Linked DNA regions of Homo sapiens: region 2 is linked to region 1. Evidence: read pairs that join two places in POLR2A ChIA-PET (ENCODE). Cell type or tissue: GM12878. All regions are shown on one strand. Links, peaks and the distances in the headings refer to the core of each region. The heading gives the core; the rest is flanking DNA.

Region 1 (8,339 bases), core at 22-8,021:
ACATGGTTTGACTTCTCTTGTTTAATTTTCATAATTCTGAAAAGTCCTATTGTTATTTCCATGTTTCAGGTGAAGAAACTGAGGTTCAAAGAGCTTTAGCAAGCTGCCCAAGGTTACCAGGCAGCAGGACCTGGGTTTGAAAACAGGTCTGTTACACTCCAAAGCTCTCAACAGGAGGGAGAAGGAAAATGAGGAGAAAGGGAAGAGAGAGGGCGAGAGGTCTTGGGCAGCTAGTTCTTCAGTCCCCTGAATTTTGTTACCCTATCTCTGTGTCTATATCACAGCCTTCTTGGATTAATGAACAAAGAACCCCTTTCTCAGACTACATCAGCCACCCTCTGTCCACTCTGCTTGACACCTGATTAGATCATAAAGACCAAGGTTTCTTGACCGGGATGGTGTCTCAGCCCTGTAATCCCAGCACTTTGGAAGGCCAAGGTGGGAGGATCACTTGAGCCCGGGAGTTTGAGATCAGCCTGGGCAACAGAGGGAGACCCTGTCTCTACAAAAAACTTAAAAATTAGCTGGCATGGTGGCATGCGTCTGTGGTCCCAGCTGCCCAGGAGACTGAGGTGGGAAGATTGCTTGAGCCTGGGAATTTGAGGCTGCAGTGAGCCATGATCGTGCCATTGCACTCCAGCTTGGGCAACAGAGCAAGATCCTGTCTTAAAAAAGAAAAAAAAAAGACCAAGATTTCTTGACTCAACAATACTAGCATTTGGGACTGAATAATTCTTTATTGTGGGCAGCTGCCTTGTGCATTGTAGAATGTTCAGCAACACCCTAGGCTCAACCTATTAAATGCCCATAGCACTCCCCAAGTTGTAACAACCAAAAATGTCTCCAGTCAATGTTAAGTGGCCTCTGGAGGGCAAAATCACCCCACACAGAGAACCATTACACTAGACACACCCAAAGGCAAAAGGAGACTAAAGTTACACCCAGGCGACCATAACGGTCCTCAGAGGGTGGGAGCTTCCATGCCATGGCTGGGAGGGATCTGGGGATTCTTCAAGTGGAGCGACCCCTCTCATGGTCATGGCACCATTCTGATCTCAAAGTAAGCAGAGACATCCAAGACTATAGTCAACCCAAAGGAAACCTCAGACCCCGCAGGCTTGCTGATTTTGGTGAGTAGAGCAAGGGATCTCTCCAAAAGGCCAGTGTTTGTGATTGGCCTTCCCAGTTCTGGCAGAAAATCTGTGTACACCCAGAAAATGCTCTTTCTTTCCAGAGCTATCTCTGTAGCATTGATTTGACCCCAAGCATATAAAGAATAACCGTGCCACATATGACTTTAGAGTGTACAGGGTATGTGGGAAGGGCCCCTAGCTGGTGCTGGCCCCTCAGGACCCATCACAAAGTGGTCAATGGCCAGGAGACCCTTTGTCCTAGGCCCCACATTGAGCTTCAAATTCAAAATCCTGATATCATTTCCAGTGTTACCTACATGTTGAATTTTTAATATGTTCAAAAGCATGTATACATTTTAAATATAGCATATTTTATAGGTCTATTTTGGGATTCCTTCTTTCATTTTTAATATCCCAAGAACTTCAAAAAGTGGAAATGGTCTGGGCCTGCTTTGACCTTTTTTTTTTTTTTTTTTTTTTAAGATAGGATTTTGCTCTGCATTGCCCAGGCTGGAGTGCAGTAATGTGATCATGGCTCACTGCAGCCTCAACCTTTTGAGCTCAAGCAATCCTCCCATCTTAGCCTCCCAAGTAGCTGGGATCACAGGCGTGTACCACCAAACCTGGCTGATGTTTTTATTTTTTGTAGAGATGAGTTCTCCACTATGTTGCCCAGACTGGTCTCTAACTCCTGGCCTCAAGCAATCCTCCTGTCTTGGTTTCATGGCAGGTTTCTTGGTAATAGCCTCAGACTGGAAACAACCCAAATGCCCATCAACAGGTGAATGAATAAACAGACTGTGCTGTGTCCACACAATGCAATACTAAGCAGAAAAAAAGGAATGAACTGTTGATACCTACAATATGAATAAATCCTGAAATTATCATACCAAGTGAAGTAAGCCAGACACCAAAAAGAATACACAATGTTTGATTTCATTTATATGGAGTTCTGGAATGTGCAAGCAGTCTAGTTATAGAAAGCAGATCAATACTTGCCTGGGGACCTGGTGAATGGGGAGTGAGAGGGAGAGATTACAAAGAGAAAGAAAATGAATTTGTTCCTTGATTGCAGTGATGATTTCATGGGCATATATGTATGCCAAAATTGATCAGATGCACAAAATTAAATATGTGCATTAGGTTGAACCCCTGGGTATTGTGGGGTGGGGAGAAACAGAGGCATGGTCGTTAGGTCCACCTGGGTATTTTGTCCATTTCTCTCGTCTTTGGCTGAGCACAGAGGTTGTAGCCATTCCTCTTCAGCACTGCCTGGATAATGTTACTAGAGTGAAGTGTGAGAAACTCATTAAAAATTCATCAGCTTATTGGTGGGTGAAAGCCCTGCTGTGGCACCCTCTCACTTTCTCTGAAGAGCGCCTCTTATCTGGGTAAGTCCCCTCTTGGGGCCAGAAGAGATTAGATCAGAATGCACTGGATATATTTGCATAGCTAGAAATCCCTCCTTCTTAGAGAGTAAAGGAGGTGCCCCCCCACCCCGCCCTTCCCCAGAACAGAGAAAGTGGCCAAGCAGCTTGGATCTCCTCCAGCATACCCAGGCCAAAAAACCATGCCACATTCCAGTGTTCATTGAGGAAATAAAATGCACACACACAAGCATACACACATAGAGCAGTAGCCTGTGCCGAGTCGCCTCCAAGGCTGGGGTCTGCAGGTGCAAGCTCCAATTAGCAGCCAGCCTTCCAATACCTTTTCATCCCAAACAACGGCCAGGCCTCAGCCCCGGCCAGGGATTGAGGAAGGCCCCGGAAGGACTGCCGACGAGACTGAGAAAAACAAAGACTGTCCAAATAAAAGTAGCTCATGTGAGTCGAACCTGAAACCCAGCTTCATTTTCAAAACCTCTTGTGAGAAATAGTCAATGCACAATTTTGTGAAAAATCAGTTACTGGTCACAGGAAAGAAACTGCCTTCAAAGGCCCTCCAGACCTAAGTCATCAGAGGCAGTTTTCTTTTGCAAACCAGCTAGGCACAGTATTTCTATAACAACACAGTCTTAATTGTTCCTACTGTTGACAACAATTCCCCTAAACTAATATATTTTGGGGGTTATGGATGTATTGTGGTTCTCCTGCAACTGGTGGCTCTTTATTGCTAATATCACATCAAGGCTTAAACAAAAGCACTTTTGATTCTTTATTTTTAGCAATGAAATGTATGTGTTTTCATATGCTTGCCAGTGCTCTATCCTAAGCAGAGAAGCACTAAGGCCATAGACTCACTTTCTTCATTCCTTCTCTCCCCCCATTTTTTTCTGTTTACTTTTTACTGAGAAGGCTACAGAGCTTATACAGAGGTCCATCCTTCCTCTGTAAGCATCTCGGCCTGTTCCACAGCTAAGGATGCTCTCCCAAAGAAAGACTTCTCTATCATTGTCTCCTTGTGGGCTCCCTGGTCTGCTTTTCCACCACTGCCATGCTCTGTTAGGCAGTGCTTCCTCGCCTTCCTGACAGTCGTTCTTGTTTTTAATACGTAAATCTACAAAGAAATGCCAACAATTGGAAATGGGAACAAAAGAATGTTAAAAACCTATACTCCCACCACCACTGTCATTCTATTTTTCTGTTTCCTTCCAGATCATCAGGCATACTTTTGTCTACTTGGTATATGTATATAAATAATTCTTTTTTATTTTTATTTTTTTTTGAGACAGAGTCTCACTCTGTTGCCCAGGCTGGAGTGCTGTTCAGTGGTGCAGTCTCAGCTCACTGCAACCTCTGCCTCTGGGTTCAAGCAATTTTTGTGCCTCAGCCTCCCAAGTAGCTGGGATTATAGGCATGCGCCAACATGCCTGGCTAATTTTTTTTATTTTTAGTAGAGACAGGGTTTCACCATGTTGCTCAGGCAGGTCTCAAATCCCTGACGTCAAGTGATCCACCCGCCTCGGCCTCCCAAAGTGCTGGGATTACAGGCATGAGCCACTACACCTGACCTAAATAACTCTTGATTATGCCTCTGACTTGGCTTCTCCACTGTGTTTGCAGTCATGAGATATGAACAGCTGGTAAGTGGGCGACAGAAGAAACAGCCCTTTTGATACTTTAGGACCCCAAAACAGTCCATTCTACTTAGCAAGAATGAAGTTGGGTTCCTGTGAGCCTTTGTTTGCACCATTTTCATCAGCCAATCAATAAATAACCTTGTTTAATGTACGTTTCTGTTTCAAGATGCCTTATTTTTTCTGGGATATTAACATTTTTAATTAAAGAAAATTTATTAGGAAGCAGATTTTAAATAAATATAAGGAAGAATTTTTTTTTAGGTTTGGGGTACAAATGATCCTGTCACCCAGGTACTGAGCATAGCACCCAATAGTTTTTCAATCCTTACCCCCACTCACTCCTCCCTGCTGTAGTAGTACCCAGTGCCTATTGTTGCCATCTTTATGTCCATGAGCACCCAATGTTTAGCTCCCACTTACAAGTGAGAACATGCAGTATTTGGTTTTCTGTTCCTGTGATAATTCAATGAGAAGAATGGCCTCCAGCTGCATGCATGTTGCTGCAAAGGACATGATTTTGTTCTTTTTCATGGATGCATAGTACTTCATGGTGTATATGTACCATATTTTCTTTATCCAATCACCATTGATTGGCACCTAGGTTGGTTCCATGTCTTTGTTATTGTGAATAGTGCAGCAGTGAACATGCAAGTATGTGTCTTTTTGGTAGAACAGTTTGTTTTCTTTTGGATATATATCTGTAATGGAATTGCTGGGTCAAATGTTAGTTCTGTTTCAAGTTCTCTGAGAAATCTCCAAACTGCTTTCCACAGTGGCTGAACTAATTTGCCTTCCCACCAATAGTGTATAAGTGTCCCCTTTTCTCTGCAACTTTGCTAACATCTGTTGTTTTTGGCTTTTTAGTAATAGCCATTCTGACTGGGGCACCTTATTTAATACACCAATTTTGAGCTCATGGCCAACAGCGCTATAACTCATGCCTGAATGATGCTTCTCTAACATAGATACTTCCTCTGTAAGGTACATCACAGTTTTCTGGAGCTTAGGAACATTTGGCAGCACTTCAGCATTATGCTTCGGGGCCATTTTTACAGCAAAATCACCAATGAAGAGCACAAAAATGAGGAAAAACGGGGCACTAAGTAGTCTGCAAAGAGAACACTTGCTGATAGTATGAAAGCTGACACAAGAAGCCAGAGCGTCACTGTTGGACCTCAGCTGGGAACACGTGCATCCCATGACTTAAAGTTTCGCTGCTTTGAGCATGCCCACAAATAACCACAAAAGCACCATGAGCATTGAGTTTGGGGTTACAATTCAATTTTATCAAGGAGGCAAATTCACAACTATGGAATCTGCAAATAATAAGGGTTGACCAATTGACTATACCTATATTGTACAGTCTTGCTAACTAGAATTGACTGTTCTGCATTATTAAAGTATCGAAAGGTCTATTTCTTCTGCTGTCAACTTACCAGCCATTCATCTCTCATGACTGCAAACCCAGCAGAGAAGCCAAGTCAGAGAAATAATCAAAAGTTATATATATGTAAACATATTAATTAGACACAAAATATGCCCAATGACAAGATCTGTACCTATATTGTATTAATGCAGTATATCATGATGACAGGAAGCAAGTGGTCATTCATATTTCCCTCTGAAACTAGTTTGTTGTTTCTTGTTAAAATGCCACCATCGTGGCTGCCATCTATCAGTGATAAATCATTTCTTCTAAAGTGGTAGTTTCAAGAATACACAGTGGGAGCCTTCTCTCTTGCTTCCAAGATCAACTTCAAAATCACTAGGTCTGGTTGGGTGGAGTCCATTGGGTTGAAGTTAGAAGGTGCGACTTTGAGTGGTGGTCTAATCTCCGTCAGCAGCCTAGTCTTTAACACAGCAGAAATTTCCTCATCTGCAAAAGGGAAAGTCCATATTTCATTAATTCTAAGACACTCCTTCTTTTACATTTTAATATCTCAGAAACTGGCTGTGTTTTGGTTTATGTAATTGATGGTGTGTTGTGGATTAATTGGCAGTATTCTGTTTTCTTTCTGGGTGGGCACAAAAAATAAGGTTGCACATTCTACCCTTTGGCATCTTAGAAGTGATGAAATTCTGTAGTAATGAAACAAGCCTACCTTACAGTGTCGTGGGGATTGAGCAATGCTACAACTTCACAGAGTTGTGAAAAAGTAAATAACATGTGAAATGACAGGTGTAGTGCAAAGCATTTGGAATTAAGGAATTATTATCATGACTGTATTTTCTTACTCCTAGAATCAGTGAATCTTTTACTTTTGACATTACTAAGGAACATCATAAGAGCTGCACCATGGACCCCTATGATTCTAATTAGATTTTTTTCAAGCAGTGGTTGGTACAAAGAGATTCATTTAGTGGGTCATAAAATCTTGTGTCATTGGAAAGAGATCCCCAAGAGTTTGAGAACTACAGCTGTGAAGAAAGTAAAACACAAGTTTCTTAGGGGCCAAGGCAGTCCTTTCTTGACCATGATGCTGCAATCATGATGTTGTGTTTTGGTCCAATTATTGGGATCCTCTTATACTTATGAGATTTTTTTTGCCAGTGCAAATTGGGTTTCCTCTCATCAAACTGCTTCTGTCTATGCTGTATGCTCTTAGCAGTAACAGGAGAGTGAAACAATTGAGGCGGTAATTCAGTCCTAAACTATTAATATAACCCAAGATTCTTCCATCTGTGTCATCCAAATCATCATCTCAGTTGCCATTTTTGCTTTCTTGGGGAGGGAGGGAGGGAACCTGCGGTCTGCATACAAGATAAGTGTATAACACCTTCACTCCAAACAGATGTTTTAAACTACAGAACATGACCCTGTATCCTTGTTCACATTTGTTTGCTTTTTGATGTAAAGGGAGAATATGAATCCAAGAAATTTCACTGGAGTCTAAATATGGACATAGGATGGAATCAGCTAATTGGGTGTGTAAGATGAAAAGGGAGCTGAGGGTTTGCTCCCTGATAGGAAAATGTGGAGGCTGCTTTATCTGCTGTCCTATTGCCAAATTACTATCAAAGTAAGTGAATAAATGGAAGTGGGTAGAAACCCAGGGTCTATCAGGCTGCTTCTATGTGCTGGTCATTTTGTATAACTGTTTTGACACACCACAATATGGGCATTATCATCTCCATTTTATGGTTCAAGGACCTGATACTTGAAGGTGAAATGATTTGCTTAAGGTCACTCAAGCCCTTCTGCCTCAGAGCCCTCCTTTTTCTACTCTGAGGGACAAGAATGTCTCACCAGAGTCCCAAAGATGCCTCACAGTTCCTCTGCCAGCATTTCTCCTGTGATCTTCTCTGAAGGGCTTTTCAACCCTGGCCACTTTATCCTCATTGTGTTCTTCTTACCACAGTGATGTGTGGAAGGAGGTGCATGCTAATTTTTTCAAGACAATGAAGTTTTGTTTTTGCTCGACCGAGGCAAGCATGCATCCATCCCTCTTTCACCACCACTCCTTCTCCCCTGAAAAGGAAAAAAAAAAAAAAAAAAAAAAAAGGAGTAATAGATGTGCAGTCTCTGAGATCCCTCTTTGATTTCCACTCTGAATTGCAGGCATTGTCCTCAGTAGTTATTATTTTTGGAGTGCCGACCAATAAAGTTCAGCATCTCCTTCATGTAAATGTAGCACTGCAACACAGAGATTTTAACTGACCTGCCCAAGGTCACACAGGAATTAGCAAAGGGGCCAGAAGTGGAGCCTAATGCTTCTAATTCCCCATCACTGGCCGTATCAGCCCACACTGCTATTTTATGCACACTTAGTAAATATTTACAGCTTGAAATACCTTCCCAGCTGCAGTTAGGACAAGAAGTACTCTCATATATTTGTATTCATTTGTAAAACAGATGTGAGAAAACATAAACTTGAATTACTGGGCACAGTCTCTCTGATATTAAAAGCACTAGGTTAAAACCTGGGAGTGCCGAGATTATAGGCTAATATTTTGTCCTTTTCAATCTCTTGGTTGTTTCTTCCTGTTTTGTATATAAAATGGCTTGTTTTTCATGAGTTGCATAGAATCATTAAACTGATTTAATTGATCAAATCATACCCTTACTTCCCAATAGACATTTTTTACATTAAAGCATAAAACAGAGCTAATAACAGATTAGTCCTATTTTTCTTTATAATAATATTAAAATAATTGCAATATATTAATACCAAATGGACTCATTC
Region 2 (8,339 bases), core at 73-8,072, 60 kb before region 1:
TTTATTTTATGAGTTAAGATCCTGGAGAAGTGCAGGAGGTCAAAGGGAAAAGATGATAATAGCTTCCAGGGACCCATGTTGAGTGGCAAGGCCCAGAGTGACCCCGTGCTGTGGCACGGATCTGTGATTCTCCAGATGTTCACGAAGGAATGGTTTTCTGCAGAATGAAGGAGCTGAAGTGCAAATGGGGTCAGGGAATTTTATAGGAGCTTGGAGGAAGAGTCAAGAGTAGAGTGTTCAGTCGTTACATCAAGTGAAAATAGAGACGCTGACGAAGAACTCGTGCCCTTACCTGGAGAGCTTGCCCTTAGGAAAGAGAGAGAAAGAGACAGAGAGAGAGAGAGACGCAGACACACACAGAAAGAGACACAGACACAGAGAGAAAGCACAGTCCCTCTTGTGCTGGCTGCTGACCAAACCCCACTGTGCCTCAGCCCAGCTTCCTGCCTCCCTGGGGAGGGGAAACGTGTCCCTTGGCCAGTAGCCATCAAAGGTCTTACAGGGATGCTTTGTGTCTGACCTGCCAGGGAAGGCAAACGAGCCCCACTTTTTGTTCCCCAGGGAACTGGCCTCTTAGGGACACTGGCGAGAGTTGTCTGCACATGTGGTCAATGGAGGGAAGCAGCTAGCACACAAGGGGACCAAAAGGGATGGCGGCGAAACTGCACAGTGGTAGGGGGAAGCCCGCGGGCTATTTTAGGCCAGGCTCAGAACTGGAGTCAATGGAGGTTTTGTTTATGTAACATCTGCAGAGGGCCCTTCAAAGCAAATAACCCTGGGTCTCCAGGCCAGGGCTGCAGCGAGCAGGGGTGGGGCCGCGAGCTTCCTGTTGTTCTTGGCACGGCTGCCCAGCTGTCTGCGTGGCTCCTCTCAGAGCCATTTGCCGCCTCACTGCTTGCTCCCTACGATCATCTTCACAGCTCTTTTCCTAGGGGCGGGTAAACAAAGTACAAGAAGCAGTGCAGGCAGAGCCGTTCCTCGGAGAGGTGACTCGAGCACTGTGCCCCAGAAAGTTGCCCTCCTGACCCCAGGGCTCCCCGGCCGCCCTGCAGCCTCAGGAGACCCCAGGGCGTCCTTTCTGCACATCCCCTTAGCTGAGCGGCTTTGCTGTCAGTTTCAGTATGGTAGGGAAAGGGGCCTGGCTCTCAGGTCTGCCCCATACAGGTCTGAACCCAGAGCTGCATTTGGCAGTTGCTTACTCTTGTGCTAAGTGCTCAATCCCCATTATTTATTACAGGCAGAAACATACATATATACGAGATAAATAATGTATGTTAATTTCCTTTCTACCAGGCCTGTTTGAAGGCATGAACACTATATTGTTATCTTTTTGAAACACAGATTCCATTGGGAAAGATGGGGATAAGACGGCCTTTTTCAAGTTTAGGAAAATTTATATGCACAAGAATGTAGAAATCTGAAACTGACAGTTTGATAAACTTGTTCACCTATGTATCCACCCACGTAACTACTACCCTGATCAAGATACAGAATATATCCATCGCCCTTATGTGAAAAGCTCCTTTGTGTCTCTTTCTGGTTAATAACCTGCTTACCCCTACTTATATTAGTCTGCCAGGGTGCCAGAACAAAATACCAAAGGCTAAGCGATTTCAATAACAAAAATCGGTTTCTCACAGTTTTGGAAGCTGGATGTCCAAGATCAGGGGACTAGAATGGCTGGTAAGGGCCCTCTTCCTGGCTTGCAGATGGCTGCTTTCTCAGTGTATGCTCACATGGCCACTACTTTGTGCACCTGGAGCAAGCGCTCTGGTGTCTATTCTTAAAAGGACATAAATTCTATCAGATCAGGGCCCTAACCTTATGACCTCATTTAACCTTAATTACTTCCAGAAAGGACTCATCTCCAAATATATTCACATTGGGGCTCAAGGCCTCAGCATACGAATATGGAGGGGACATGATTCGGTCCATAGCACTACCACGGTGCCTTCCTCCCCCAGTGATATGGTTTGGCTGTGTCCCCATCCAAATCTCAACTTGAATTGTATCTCCCAGAATTCCCATGTGTCACGGGAGGGACCCAGGGGGAGGTAATTGAATCATGGGGGCTGGTCTTTCCCATGCTAGTCTCGTAATAGTGAGTAAGTCACATGAGATCTGATGGGTTTTTCAGGGGTTTCCGCCTTTGCTTCTTCCTCATTTTTCTCTTGCCACTGCCATGTGAGAAGTGCCTTTTGCCTCCCGCCATGTTTCTGAGGCCTCCCCAGCCATGTGGAACTGTAAGTCCAATTAAACCTCTTTTCCTTCCCAGTGTCAGGTATGTCTTTATCAGCAGCGTGAAAACAGACTAATACAGTCAGTTGGTATCAGTACAGTGGGGCGTTGCTGAAAAGATAGCTGAAAATGTGGAAGCGACTTTGGAACTGGGTAACAGGCAGAGTTTGGAACAGTTTGGAGGCCTCAGAAGAAGACAGGAAAACGTGGGAAAGTTTGGAACTTCCTAGAGACCTGTTGAATGGCTTTGACAAAAATGCTAATAGTGATATGAACAATAAGGTCCAGGCTGAGGTGGTCTCAGATGGAGATGGGGAACTTGTTGGGAACTGGAGCAAAGGCGACTTTTGCTATGTTTTAGCAAAAAGACTGGCGGCATTTTGCCCCTGCCCTAGAGATGTGTGGAACTTTGAGCTTGGGAGAGATGATTTAGGGTGTCTGGTAGAAGAAACTTCTAAGCAGCAAAGCATTCAAGAGGTGACTTGGGTGCTGTTAAAAGCATTCCATTTTAAAAGGAAAACAGAGCGTAAAAGTTCAGAACGTTTGCAGCCTGATGATGCAGTAGAATAGAAAAACCCATTTTTTGAGGAGAAATTCAAGCCAGCTGCAGAAATTTGCATAAGTAGCAAGGAGTCTAATATTAATCCCCAAGACTGTGGGGAAAATGTCTCCAGGCCAAGTCAGAGACCTTCACAGCAGCCCCTCTCATCGCAGGCCTGGAGTCCCAGGAGGAAAAAGTGGTCTCATGGGCCAGTCCCAGGGTCCCTGTGCTGTGTGCAGCCTAGAAACTTGGTGCCCTGTGTCCCAGCTGCTCCAGATGTGGCTGAAAGGGGCCAACATAGAGCTTGGGCTGTGGCTTCAGAGTGTGCAAACCCCAAGCCTTGGCAGCTTCCACATGGTGTTGAGCCTGCAGTCCACAGAAGTCAAGAATTGAGGTTCGGGAATCTCCACTTAGATTTCAGAAGATGTATAGAAATGCCTGGATGCCCAGACAAAAGTTTGCTGCAGGAGCAGGGCCTCATGAAGAACCTCTCCTAGGGAAGTGCAGAAGGGAAATGTGGGGTCGGAGCCCCCACACAGAGTCCCTACTGGGGCACCGCCTAGTGGAGCTGTGAGAAGACGGCCACCGTCATCCAGACCCCAGAATGGTAGATCCACAGGCAGCTTGCACTGTGCACCTGGAAAAGCCACGGACACACAATGCCTGCCCGTGAAAGCAGTGGGAGAGAGGCTGTATCCTGCAAAGCCACAGGGGTGGAGCTGCCCAAGACCATGGGAACCCACCTTTTGAATTAGCATGACCTGGATGTGAGACCTGGAGTCAAAGGAGATCATTTTGGAGCTTTAAAATTTGACGACCTCACTGGATTTCGGACTTGCATGGGCCCTGTAACCCCTTTGTTTTGGCCAATTTCTCCCATTTGGAATGAATGTATTTACCCAATACCTGTTTTTCCATTGTATCTAGGAAGTAACTAGCTTGCTTTTGATTTTGCCAGCTCATATGTGGAGGAACTTCCCTTGTCTCAGAGGAGACTTTGGACTATGGACTTTTGGGTTAAAGCTGAAATGAGTTAAGACTTTGGGGGACTGTTGGGAAGGCATAATTGGTTTTGAAATGTGAGAACATGAGATTTGGAGGGGCCAGGGGTGGAATGATATAGTCTGGCTGTGTCCCCATCCAAATCCCAACTTGAATTCTATCTCCCAGAATTCCCATGTGTTGTGGGAGGGACCCAGGGGGAAGAAATTGAATCATGGGAGCCAGTCTTTCCCGTGCTATTCTCATGATAGTGAATAAGTCTCACAAGATCTGACAGGTTTATCAGGGGTTTCTGCTTTTGCTTCTTCCTCATTTTTCTCCTACTGACACCATGTAAGAAGTGCCTTTTGCCTCCCATCATGATTCTGAGGCCTCCTCAGCCATGTGGAACTGTAAGTCCAATTAAACCTCTTTTTCTTCCCTGTCTTGGGTATGTCTTTACCAGCAGCGTGAAAACAGACTCATGAAAACAGACTAATAGGCCCAGCCCCTAGCTGGTAACTACTGCTTCACTTAATGTCTCAAAACTAGAAGAAACCCAAATGTCCACCAACAGAGAAATGTACAAGTAAACTTTGATCTACTCATACAATGGAACATTTTGCCTCAATGAGAAATAATGAAGCCAGGTGCGGTGGCTCACATCTGTAATCCTAGCACTTTGGGAGGCCAAGACGAGCAGATCACCTGAGGTCAGGAGTTCAAGACCAGCCTGGCCAACATGGTGAAACCCTGTCTCTACTAAAAATACAAAAATTAGCCGGGTGTTGTGGCACACATACCTGTAGTCCCAGCTCTTCAGGAAGCTGAGGTACAAGAATTGCTTGAGCCTGGGAGGCGGAGCTTGCAGTGAGCCAAGATCACACCGCTGCACTGCAGCCTGGGTGACAGAGAGAAACTCTGTCTCAAAAAAAAAAAAAAAAAAAAAAAAGGAATGAGCTCATGGTATATAGGATCCATTTTCGGCTTTCCTCTGAGCAGGTTATGAATAAAACACAACAAAGGCCTTTGGATTTTGAGAATTCTGATCTCTGCCTGGACTGCCCCAAAAGTTTGTTTATTCCAACCAAGTTTAATTATTCCCTCGTGTTTGTAGCAAAAATTTCAAGTTTTTAGGGACCTTGCCTAACCACTGATAATCTTCCCACTCTACCAGGATAGACAATGGAGACCCCAGCTCATATCACAAGTGTCACCAGTAGAGCCTTTTAATATGAAACGTATCTTTCTTCGGGGAGAACTTGACTTCAAATTTGGATTTTCTGTTATTTTTATTAAAGAACAATAGGGTAGCCAGTTGGCTGAGGAAAAAGCAGTTGTTTCAAATTAGGTGTAATTTTGAATTCAGCCAATATTGGCTTAACAGATTTTACCCAAGATGTTTTTCTATATATAGGATGTTTGACTTAGTCTTAGAAAGACTGTGGTGGGTTTCCATGTCCATTGTTATTTGGCCTTATGCTTTGCAAAGTATCAAAGTAAGTTTGTTTTTAACAGTTATGCTGCCAGTTTGAGTTAAACTGTTTAACAAGGGAGAGTTTTTACTAAAAAAAATCGTCTCTTTGGAGGCAGGGAGTCTTAATTCACTCAAATAATAGATTTTAAAGTGAAAGTAGCTAGAACTTGAGATCTGAGATAACAAGCCAACTGCTTGCACCTCCACAAAATGTGACATTTCCCAGGCAGTGAATTGGGCTTTCTATTCCCAAAGGTTTCATTCTGGTTTCTATGAGTCTGATTTTTATCCAAAGCCCCTGCTTGCCTGGTGTTCCAATTTTTTTTTATTTTTATTTTTGTACCAGAGGGATATTAAAATGGCCAGAAGCAGAGAAGCCAGTGAGATGTAGAGGAAGAGTTTACATGTTAACATCAGAGAGACCTGGGTTCAAGTACTATATTCTCCTCACCTGGGTTTGTGACCAGGAACAAGTTACTTTTCTGAGCCTCAGTTTCACCGTTCATAAAATAGGCATGACCATGCTTACCTCCAAACATTTGATAAGAATTCACTGTGAAGTACCTGGCATATATGAATAGTAGCTCATTCATTCAACAAATGTTTATTGAGTACCTACCATGTGCCAGATGCTTTAGCAGTGGGGACACAGTGGTAAACAAATGATATCTGCCCTCTTGGATATCATAGTTGTTCAATAAATAGCTGCCATTCCAATAGGTATATGAAAAGGTACTCAACATCACTAGTCATCAGGAAAATACAATCAAAACTACAATGAGATATCATCTCACAGCTGTTAGGATGTCTATTATCCAAAAAAAAAAACCAAAAAAAAAAAAAAACAAAGATAAGTGTTGGCTAAGCTGTTGAGAAACTGAAATCCTGGCACACTGTGGTAGGAATGTAAAATGGTGCAATTGCTATAGAAAACAGTATGGAGGTTCATGAAAAAATCAAAATAGAAGTACTATATGATCTAACAATCCCATTTGGGGGATTTATCCAAAAGATTTGAAATCAGGACCTCAAAGAGATATCTGCACTCCCATGTTAATTTCAGCATTATTCACAGTAGCCAAGAGGTGGAAACCACCCAAATGTTCATTGCTGGATGAATGGATAAAGAGAATGTGGCATACTGCACATGCAGTAGAATATTATTCAGCTTTAAAAAAATTCTACCATATGCTACAACATGGAAGAGCCTGGAGGACATTATGCTAAGTGAAATAAGCCAGTCACAAAAGGACAAACACTGCATAATTCCACTTACATAAGTATCTAAATGTATCTAAAGTCAAACACATAGAAACAGAGTAGAATGGTGGTTGCTAGGGGATGGGGCAGTATAAATGGAAAGGTATTATTCAAGGGTTATAAAGTTTTAGTTATTCAAGATGATTAAGTTCTGGAGATCTGCTGTACAAAATTGTGACTCTGGTTAACAACACTGTATTGTACACTTAAAAATTTGTTAAGAGATAGATCTCCTGTTACGTGTTCTTTTTTTTAAAAAAAAGAAAGAAATATTATAAATCTAGATCATGGTAATCTAGATCATGTTTGTGTAACTCTGTAACCTTACTAAAATGGATTATACACTTAAAAGGGTGAGTTTTATTATATATAAATTACATCTCAATAAAGCAGTTTTGCAAAAATAGTTGCCATTAATTTAACAGTCCCATTTCTTTCAAGCCTTTGTTCAATATCACCACTCCCCTCCCAGCTTCACTTTTTTCATAGCCACATTTTGATATATTATAGTTTATTTATCTTATGTAATCAATTCTAAGTTTCACATCTTAACATACATAAAATCAAGATGCATTCTATAATGGCAGCAATTTATTAGCAGCATTCTTTCTTTCTTTAGTGGCACATAGACTAGCAGTGCATCTTGTATCACTGCCATCTTAGAGACAATAAACTGTGCTGTTGTGTTATTGTTTCTTGCCTTTTTTCCCCTCTAGAATGTTTGCTTCACACTGGTAGGGATCTTTATTTTGTTCACTGCTGTATTCTAAATGTCTAGAATAGTGCCTAGAATGTCTAGAATAGTGCCTAGAATGTCACATATCATTGATAAACATTTGTTTAATGAATAAATGAATGAATGAATGGGTGTCATGCCTAGCATCAAGAAACATACTAAAACAAACGAACTGAAATTAAAAGATGAGTTAATAATAGAGCAACCTACTTTCATCATTTCCTCTTCTGTTTTATCAGCAGGACACTGGGGAAATAGCCGAGTTTTGAAGAATGTCAGCAGGGAGCCACCAGGGATCATCCTCCCCGGTAAGAAGAGACCTCCAGAGACCTTCAGGAAGCTGGAAAGAAGCTTCCAATGGTGAGCTCAGCCCCAGAAGCTTCTGTCCATGCCATCTCACTTCTGAAGTGCTAATTCACCACTTTCACTAGAGATGCTGAAGGTAGCCCTGTCTTGCCTGGAAAGTGACTGGAGTGGTCCCACCAGTGGCCAATTAATCTCTTTTAAACACTCCCTAATGGTCCAGGAATCAATCCCCTACCCCCAAAAGAAGGCTGAGTCAGTTCGTTTTGTCCTCGTGAGTGGTGAATGACCTGCTCTCCTGATCTGCCTGGAGGCCCCTGAGGTTAGGTTTTGGGTGCAAGTGGCTCCCTTGACAGTCTGGAGAGGCTGTGCAGGCATTCATTACCCATGGCCCCAGGCAGAACCTACACCAGGCTACGTGGATGAGAATATGCAAATTCCTTGTTAGACAAGTCCTGTGCTCTGTTTCACATTAGCTAATGTTCACCAACCCAGTCACCAACCGTTTATGGTTTTCCTTCAGTTTCAAAGAACAAATCTTATTATTGTCCTCTGGAAGGGATTGAAGAGTCAAAGAGCCAGGAAAACCCATTTGAGGGACGAGTAAAACTTCCCACAGAAGCAATATCCCTTCCTTGAGCAACTTTGAGTTGCTGGACTTTGTTCTTCACATTTTTGTTTCTCTTTCCATTATTTCTCATTAGACGCAGTGCCCAGGGTCCATGGTACTCTTAGGGACCCACAAAAATGTGTGAGTTTATTTTAAAATCAAGAAGGAAAACAACAAAACTTTAGGGTTAAAA

The links. Peaks named below come from ENCODE experiments on the same cell type or tissue, not always from the same donor. Only the 100,000 strongest peaks of a DNase experiment are listed, where the experiment ranks them.
Region 2: POLR2A ChIA-PET joins it to region 1 with 14 read pairs; 2 of 35 experiments call an interaction of 5 or more read pairs at or near these places.

What each region holds. Positions count from the first base shown.
Region 1 is chr4:53,635,498-53,643,836 of GRCh38, reverse strand. It overlaps a transcript of LNX1 not described here. Among named protein-coding and RNA genes, the nearest start is that of LNX1-AS2, 47 kb to the right of the region's middle. In GM12878, for the core only: no CTCF peak of the experiment used is centred there; DNase peaks (open chromatin) are centred at 2,506 and 3,126; H3K27ac peaks cover 1,358 bases.
Region 2 is chr4:53,695,273-53,703,611 of GRCh38, reverse strand. LOC100506444 (a long non-coding RNA gene) reads right to left here and starts at 7,711. Exons shown (of 3, transcript NR_125918.1): 1 at 7,444-7,711. RefSeq lists an enhancer at 942-1,061. In GM12878, for the core only: a CTCF peak has its summit at 1,164; DNase peaks (open chromatin) are centred at 641, 1,051 and 7,911; H3K4me3 peaks cover 974 bases; H3K27ac peaks cover 2,531 bases.